2 separate regions of the Homo sapiens genome follow, and region 2 is linked to region 1. A link is a loop called in an ENCODE intact Hi-C map of the cell type or tissue named here. Cell type or tissue: heart left ventricle. All regions are shown on one strand. Links, peaks and the distances in the headings refer to the core of each region. The heading gives the core; the rest is flanking DNA. Region 1 overlaps LUZP2 (leucine zipper protein 2). Region 2 holds the start of LINC02726 (long intergenic non-protein coding RNA 2726).

Region 1 (4,402 bases), core at 238-4,237:
AATAATAACTGTTACGTTATTTTTGCAAAGACAATTGAGTCAATGGGAAATAACAGAGAATTTAGACAGTATATCTGTATATATAATTATATGTATATATGTGTATATATACACACACATTTCTGTGCGTGTTGAATAATTCAAAACACAAGAAGGAAGGGGCCAAAAACAATGTGAAAGTGATATTATTTATAAGTTTGTTAGAGAAAGTAGCTTATATGAAGACAAATAACACCGAATTCCTTTCTAATACAGTGTAATAATTTAGAACCTACATGGATTAAAAACTAAGGGTAAAAAGTAAATGTAGAGGAATATTTTGTAATGTAAGGGCGTAAAGTATTTCTTTAAGAAAAGCTGAAAAAAAGGCTAAAGCAATTATGAGTATTTGACAGCTGATAGAATGGAAAAAGGTATTTTGAATGTTTAAAATCAATTAGAAATTTATATCTAGAATAGAAGGGTATATATATAATACACATTGGCAAATTAGATAAATCATAGCCACAGGACCTATGAGCAAGAATCCATATAAAGCCACTTCTCAAATGATAAGCTGATGTTTAAAATAGGACCGTTCTCTCTTCCTTCTTAGGGGTTCAATTTTCCCTTAGAGTGAGTTTTGTTATAGACTAGAGATAGAGGAGAAAAAGCTCACTCTTGAGCCAAGCTATGGTACGTATCTGTGCCCACATCATCTTTGGCAGGTGTTTCTCCTTTATATTTTTGTAATTAAAATTTTATTTTCATACATGCTTTACATGGGCAGGAAAATCTTCTTAGTGGCAACTTCACTATTTGTGAGAAAAGATGGCTAAAACTGCCATTTTCATGAGTTTCCTTGAGCTCTCTTGGGGCTAAAAAGACTTTGAAAGTATTTCTCTCTAAAGTTCCGCGAAAGAATGCCTTTGTGCAGCCTACGTGAGGGCTGGGAAACGGACTTTCCTCCTGGCACATTTTCTCTCTGCTGCGCTGAAGACTGGGAGTTTGATATTTGCTTTTCTTTATAAATGTGAAGCTGAAAAGCTGATGGCTGAGTTTTAGCTCCCATATCCCGTCTACGGTGCTAAGAGAGAAGATGTGAAAAGCATAATTTGAAAATTGCAACTTCAGAAAACTGAAATCTTCTAGGTAGACACATTCCGATTTTCTAAGGAGCTGCTTTCTTCCCTCATTGTTCTAAGAATACATGTATGATATGATTTTAAACCTGTAGGGCACATTGATGAACTAAAGAGACTATTGTCTTATATATTCAGAATAAAATATGTAATTTTATTAAATGTATTTGGCATGAAAGTAATAAAATATTAGTTTTCATATTTATACATGCTAATATTTAACATGATTTTCTGAAATATACTATGAGTTGCACAAATAATTTTAAAACTTCAATTTAGATTTTATAACATAATTATAAGAAAGTTAATTTTTTGCCACTTTCAATGCAGCTTGTTGTAAAATCCTTTGAAAATAATGCGTAATCTCTAGATGTCCTTTCTATCTACTGAGAAAATTCTCAGCATTTTTGTTAAAATGTTTCATGAGTGAATGATCATTATTGATTAATTATATGAAACCCCACTAAAACGTATGTGTTTGTGTGGTATAAGGCAGGAGACTTATCCTTGGTTATTTAATTTTTTTTTTTTTTGGTAAGGACTACCAGATTAAAAATCTAGAAAGTATACAACAGACTATATTGAAAATGGGTCAATTCTAAAGTTATCCCTAAAGTTTATTTCATTCAAGTCCGGTAATGATGGTGTAAACAGTAGCCCAGTTAGAAAATTGGGAAGATGCAACTTTGCAAGTGGAAGATTAGGGGAACCATCCTTATAATCTTAGTCATAAATGCAGTAAGATATCAATACAATTTGGTTTCCCAAAAAGCTACTATGGTGTCTTGAGGCATGAAGGCATGAAGTACTGCATTCATGTCAAAGGAAATAAAGCTCCTACTTGCCTGGCCAAACTATCATTGATGCACTGTGTAGATCTGATTGCTTGTTTGTAAGGCTGATAACCCAAAACCGAGCCCAGTCAAGACCACGAGGCAATTTTAAACAGCTTATTTCGAGAAATATTTGATGAAAAAGCTGGGCATGTTTAGCCTAGAATATGGGAGATTTAGAAGCGATATGGAAGAAAGCCATAAGTATTAGAAGATAGTATGTAGAAGTGGATTTTCCTCATCTGCAGAAGTGGAATAGTAAAGATACATAACTCAGAGCTTTTGTATGAAAAAATGATGACATAAAACACTTAAAGGGTTATCATGGAGTAAATCCTCAATAAATATGCTTGTTGTTTCTGTGCTTTTATAACAAACTTACAACTGCATGAAGGAAAAATCTCTAGCAAATTTCTGCAACACCTATCAGCCATCTTTATTATACAAATACGCTGTGTTCACATTGCAGATGAAGTAATAAGCAGAAGTTTTACAGAACTGGACTCAACCTCTCTCTGGTACCTCCACTAACTGTCATGGACTAGTTTAGTTCTTAGCACCTAATTACACAGAAGGATCAAACTCAGAGACATTGCATGAAATAAATGTACTGAGTCCAAAGATATTCATTCAAATAACTGGCTTCAATCATTGTTCTAAGAAATAAATGTTATCCAAGGCTGGCCATGGTGGCTTATGCCTGTAATCCCAGCATGTTGGGAGGCCAGGTGGGAGGATCGCTTGAGTACAGTAGTTCAAGACCAGCTTGGGCAACATAGTGAGACCCTTTCTCTACAAATAAAGAATAAAAAAATTAGCTGGGCATAATGGTGTGCGCCTGTAGTCCCAGCTACTCAGGAGGCTAACTGGGAGGACTGCTTGAGCACAGGAGGTCAAGGCTTTAGTGAGCCATGATCGTGCCACTGCACTCCAGTGTGGGCAACAGAGCAAGAGCCTGTCTCAAAAAAAAGAAAGCTATCTGAAATTAGCTTCCATTACCCCCTTTTGATCCTGCTTTTATGGGTGATTCACCTACCAGTTTGTATAATGTTTTTTAGTCTCTATATGAGTGACTGATGATGCTTTTTCAACTGAAAAACACCTGAATTCTAGTTTCAGTGGCATCACCTAAATACTAAAAGTTTTGTGGATATACTTCCACCCCTGCCATCTCACACAGGATTGAAAATTGGGGAAATAATGCTTCATTGTATATATGTTTTTATTACGTTGAAAGTTTTGTGAAGAACTATGCCATTCACTTTCTCAATTTTCCATTGTGGCATATAATACTCTTCTATTTAACAACTTAGTAAAACTGTGTCATAAAGGATGCTAAAATTATTGTCTAATAGTTTCCCTCAAAGATCTGGTCCAGTGAGAGAATCTAGATTTACAAATATCTGTATGTCAAGGAAGATTCTGACATATTATATCAAAGAAAAATAACATTATAGAGATTTAGAAAAAGGAGAAACTGTATTTACTTAATGATGAAAAGAAAGACTTCATGAAGGGTGTGGTATATGTGGTGAAAAGAAATCAAGGAATATGTAGAGTAAGGCAGAGCATGAGAGGTCCTTCCAGAAAGGTAGAAGAGTATATAATATTCTCATCAAATGTTCTTCCTTGAGTAGACTACAGCTCATTTATTTGCCTGGAAAACTAATAGCATAGTGGCAATTATCAGATTTCTTCAATAATATTTAGGCCATGATGATCTCTGTCCTATACATATTTTCCAAAGCCCAGAAGGGTTTTTCTCCAACCCTATTTTTTGCCTCTTTCTGTCTTGCACCCTCAACACTAACTTACCCAGAAACACTCAAGCATACATGACACACACATAGGCTCTTTGGCCATATGGTACTAATTTCACTTCCCTAAATCTTCCACGATCATTTTGGCCTCTGGGCTTTTCGATTGGTTAATCTGTCACCCTGCAATGTTCAGTATTTCATCCAGGCCATGCACTCTACCATTATTAATTAATTTCCTCTCTTTCCATGTCTTATTCTAGCTACCACTTCTCTCAGAAAGCCTTCTCTCATGTCCTATCTAATGAAGCTTCCGGGTATTTCCATACTATCCTGAATTTCCACAATAGCACATTGACTCCATTGTGTTATAGCTGATGACTTGTCTTTATTTGCCTTCACACTGCAGGTGCTGTGACAACCTGAGTCCTATCTCTCTTGCCTCCAGAATTCAGCATTATCGTTGCTAAAAATAAATAATAATATACATTATTGAATCAATGAGTAGAAGAGTTAATATGTAATAGAGATGTCAGCATCTTGCCAAAATGTGAATTAATAGAATGTAAATATATCCTATTTAAGACCAGTGACATAGGAGCAGGATGATTATGGTTTTGAGTAAAATTATTGCCATATGTACAGCAGTTTCTTGGTTATGATTACACTTAGAATTTGACTGAATAGACAT
Region 2 (4,402 bases), core at 334-4,333, 820 kb before region 1:
TTTTTGGTGCTATTCTCACACTGTTGATTTTTCAAAGTTAGTGAATTAAAAAAGCAAAATAAAACAAAACAAACAAGATAGTTCCACCATAAAATGTAAAAATAGGCAGTTTTAATGCGGGGGAAACTTATGAAATTTTATATCACCATATTTTATTGCAAACATTTAAAATCAGAACAGCATAAGCTTAGATATCACATTTAGTGTGTAGCTTGATTGTTAGTAGCAGGTATTATAGCTCTAACACTTGGCATATAACAGTTGATATACATTGATATAATTAAGAACTTTGGAAAAATGAGTAATGAATTTAGGTCTCTAATCTGTTTAGATGTTTTTATTTGTATATTTTGTCTAAATATTTTATATTTGTATCTATCTTTCTGTCTATCTAGATAATTTTTGAAGTTTGTAGTCTTAGCAGAAAGGGACAATTTACTGCTATTGAGGATATACTATAGTGAATTATTATATATTAATTGTGTATTGTGGAATAATGTGTATTAATACACTATTGACCTCAGGCTAAACCACACATACACACACACACACACACACACACACACACACACACTCAACATTCTTAAATTTTTAAAGAAAAAAAATGTAAAGAAAAATTGGGTTGATCTGCCTTAAAGTCAGACTCTATTGTCTTTTTGCTTTATGACTTTGGAAAAGTTAGAAAACTTTAATGAGTTTCTTTCTCTTCTTTATGTAGTCATTAAAAAGATCTTAAATATAAAAAGAATATAGAAGTTAGTGCTCCTGGTGAAAGAACATAATCAGTCCTTGAAAATTAATGAGAAAAAAATCATCTGGAGAATCTCCAATCCAGTAGAATTTAGCAAGTACCACAGTGAGTTAAATTCCAAGTAAAGTGGAACTTCTGTTTAAAACCCATGGTACTTAGGTTTTTAATAAGTGTTTATTAGGAGAATGAATAGAGTTCATTGTAAGAGAAGAGGTAAAGAGAATAGGTGTATAAAAACTAAGGTCAAACTCATTATACATATTCAGAGTTTACCCAAGAAAAAATAACATTCCACAGGGTAAGTTATTTACAAGGAAAGTCTTCTTGATGCAATTAGCCTCTGTGATTCCCAATCCTATTAGCCTGGACTCTTAGCGTGATTGCATGGATTCTCCTGATGTCATTCATCCAGGATAGGGTTTAAGTTTTGCAAAGAGCTGTTGCTCAGCAATGTTTGATTAAGTAAAGTACAAATGCTGTAGTGCTAAGTATCTGCTTAACAGTTGGATCTTTAAAGCTTTTGTACTAACTCTTTGAAGCCATAAAGTCAATTATGGATTTGCATATCCCCATGATAAGACAGTGAGACTGTCATGGATGATGAAAGGTTATGGCCTTATAATGCCCCAAGAAAAGAAGACTTCTGCTAAGAGACAAAGCTGTACCAGAGTCGAGGGTATAATTCTTCAATCCGCTAAAATTACAAAAAATTTCAAAGTATCACTTCAGATCATTTTTCAAGATGTGCTTGTTGACCTTCTAAATTAGATGGTATTTTTCTACTTTCAGGAAATGAACAACAGGCCCAATAATTTCGGAGTGATTTATGAGTATCCAATGCAATGGCACACTATGGACAGACTTTATGTGAACAAATCTGAAAAAAAAATAGTTTGTTCTGGTATATCTTGGGTTATCATAAGCCACCACACCAGAACAAAAACTGCTTCTTTTTATAATAAAGCTTCAAAAAGGAGATTAGGTATATTTGCTTCAAAAATAACAATTTGAATTTTTTAATGAGATTTATTTTTCAAATTTTATTTTTCAAAATAAAGACCACCAAATGCCTCATTCTTATAGGAAATCTAAATAGAAAATATACAAAACATAATAACTCCTATCATCCAATCCCGGCCATTCTGAGTCAATTACTGATGCATTTTCATTCAATTCTTTTCACGTGCTGAGTCTCACTTGAGGAAAGGGACCCGCGTTATGGAGTTGGCAAGTGCCATTATAGCCTCAAAAGTGCAAGAGTACATTTCTGGGTGCTGTTCACTCCTGCTATCGTCTTTCATCACTCCCTTTAGTGTCTGCCTCAGGCGGATCACCTTGACTCTTTAATCAAATTAAGATTTCAAATGCCATTTCTAAAACTTTTTTTTTTTTTCAAACGCTATGTAATCAGGTGACAGACATCCGCCTGCGACAGGACATCTGCCTGCGACTCAAAACATTCGAGAGTTTTTCCTGGTGAATTCAGTCTCACTTCCTGCCAAAGTAAACGAGTTCCTGTGCTGGCCGTCCCGCCCCTCCGAATCCTCGGGAGAAGCGGGACTAAAGGATCAAGCTGAAGTGAATGTGTAGCCCTGTGACCTCAGCGCGCGGGGGCGGGGCGATCGCCGGACACCCCCGCCCTCCCCGCCTCCAGCGCGAGTGACAACCCGGTCTCTGGCTCTGGAGCTGCGGCGCGGAACAAGCCCCGCAGGGCCTTCCCTGGCCGCCAACACACCACTCCCGGAGCTGATTCCCTGTGCCCAGCTCCTTTCTTGGCGAGGCTTCAGTCCCTTAGTCGGCCTCAGTCTGTCCACCTTCGGAGAGGTCTGAGCGCTAGCCGGAGACAGGTAGACACCGAGAAGTGACAGAACCCAGAGGAAGCTGGAGAGAGGCAGCGAGGAAACGAGGGCCCGGCGGGCAGCAGCATGAAATTCAGCCCAGTGCCCTACCTGCTGCCTCTCCTGCCCGCGCTGGTCCTCAGCACCAGGTGAGTCCAGGATCCTGAGTGACCTGAGCCCAGGGGCGGTGTCCGGGTAAGGTGGGTCCTACTGCGAACCACCAGGGGTCAAAGGCACTCAGTGAACTCTGAATTTCCTTCCTCGGTTAGAGTTTCTATGATTAGGACTCTAACACACTACAGCAGCAAAGGCCTTTTGGAGGAAATCTCAGGACTGCTTCCTGTGTGCAGGGACAAAGGTTTTTTGTTTTGTTTTGTTTTGTTTTCCTACCAAAAGCAACACGTTTTTCTCCAGCGCTAATTGTATTGAACATGAACTCCGCAGATAACAGAGAACAAAGAACTGAAATACAATCAAAATATCAAGAAGGAAATAGTCACCAAGCATTGCCCTTAGACTGGAGCTGTCTCAGTCACAGAGCCCTCCCAATACCGGTGTTTGATTTTAGGGTATAAGGAGCCAGAGATGACAGATAGGTTCTGGGATATGTGTAACCTTGTTGTTTGTTTGTTTTTAATGTCTCCGGACCTCTGAAATGACCTGTTTCAATGTCTGGAAGAGGCTAAATGGTGAGAGAATGCATAAGTTTTTATGTTTCCTATAAGCCAAACTAAAAAAGGAGCGACAGAGACAATTTACAGTTAGAAACTCTTCCAGAGTACTGATACTCTCTTAATGACTCCAGATGGGACTTTTTAAGGTATTATTTATATATAAAAAAAATACGTTTTTTCCCGGGCAGATGGCCAAATAGGAACGGCTCCGGTCTGCAGCACCCAGCAAGACCAACGCAGAAGGCAGGTAGGTGATTTCTATATTTCCAACTGAGGTACCTGGTTCATCTCATTGGGACTGGTTAAACAGTGGGTACAGCCCACAGAAGGCGAGCAGAAGCAGGGTGGGGAAGCACAAGGGGTTGGGGAACTCCCTCCCCTACCCAAAGGAAGCCATAAGGGACCCTGCCATGAGGGACCGTGCCGTGAAGGACCATGCTATCCAGCCCAGATACTAGGCTTTTCCCATGGTCTTCGCCACCCACAGACCAGGAGATACCCTTGGGTGCCTATACCACAAAGACCCTGGGTTTCAAGCACAAAACTGGGCAGCTGTTTGGGCAGACATCAAGCTAGCTGCAGGATTTTTTTTTTCTTTTTGTACCACAGTGGTGCCTGGAACATCAGCGAGACAGAACCATTCACTCCCCTGGAAAGGGGGTGGAAGCCAGGGAGCCAAGTGGTCTTGCTCAGCAGATCCCACCCCCACGGAGCCCAGCAAGCTAACATCCTCTTGCTTGAAATTCTTGCTGCCAGCACAGCAGTCTGAAGTCCACCCGGGATGCCCGAGCTTGATAGTAGGGAGGGGCGTCTGCCATTACTGAGGCTTGAGTAAGCAGTTTTCCTCTCACAGTATAAACAAAGCTGAAGGGAAGTTCTGGCTGGGCAGAGCCCACCACAGCGACCCAAAGCTGCTGTAGCCAGACTGCCTCGCTAGATTCCTCCTCTCTGGGCAGGGCATCTCTGAAAGAAAAGGCAGCAGCCCCAGTCAGGGGCTTATAGGTAAAACTCCCATCTCATGGGACAGAGCACCTGGGGGAAGGGGCACTTGTGTGTGCAGCTTCAGCAGACTTAAACATTCCTGCCTGCTGACTCTGAAGAGAGCAGTGGATCTCCCAGCACTGTGCTTGAGCTCTACT

The links. Hi-C counts contacts between places; a loop is a spot of excess contacts. Peaks named below come from ENCODE experiments on the same cell type or tissue, not always from the same donor. Only the 100,000 strongest peaks of a DNase experiment are listed, where the experiment ranks them.
Region 2: it touches region 1 in a loop (6-fold over the local background); 1 of 110 quality-filtered maps calls a loop at or near these places.

The regions. Positions count from the first base shown.
Region 1 is chr11:24,553,062-24,557,463 of GRCh38, forward strand. The region is part of intron 1 of LUZP2 (leucine zipper protein 2); the gene reads left to right. Among named protein-coding and RNA genes, the nearest start is that of LUZP2, 58 kb to the left of the region's middle. In heart left ventricle, for the core only: no CTCF peak of the experiment used is centred there; no DNase peak of the experiment used is centred there.
Region 2 is chr11:23,728,149-23,732,550 of GRCh38, forward strand. LINC02726 (long intergenic non-protein coding RNA 2726) reads left to right here and starts at 839. Exons shown (of 3, transcript XR_931129.2): 1 at 839-2,738; 2 at 3,452-3,510. In heart left ventricle, for the core only: no CTCF peak of the experiment used is centred there; a DNase peak (open chromatin) is centred at 2,569.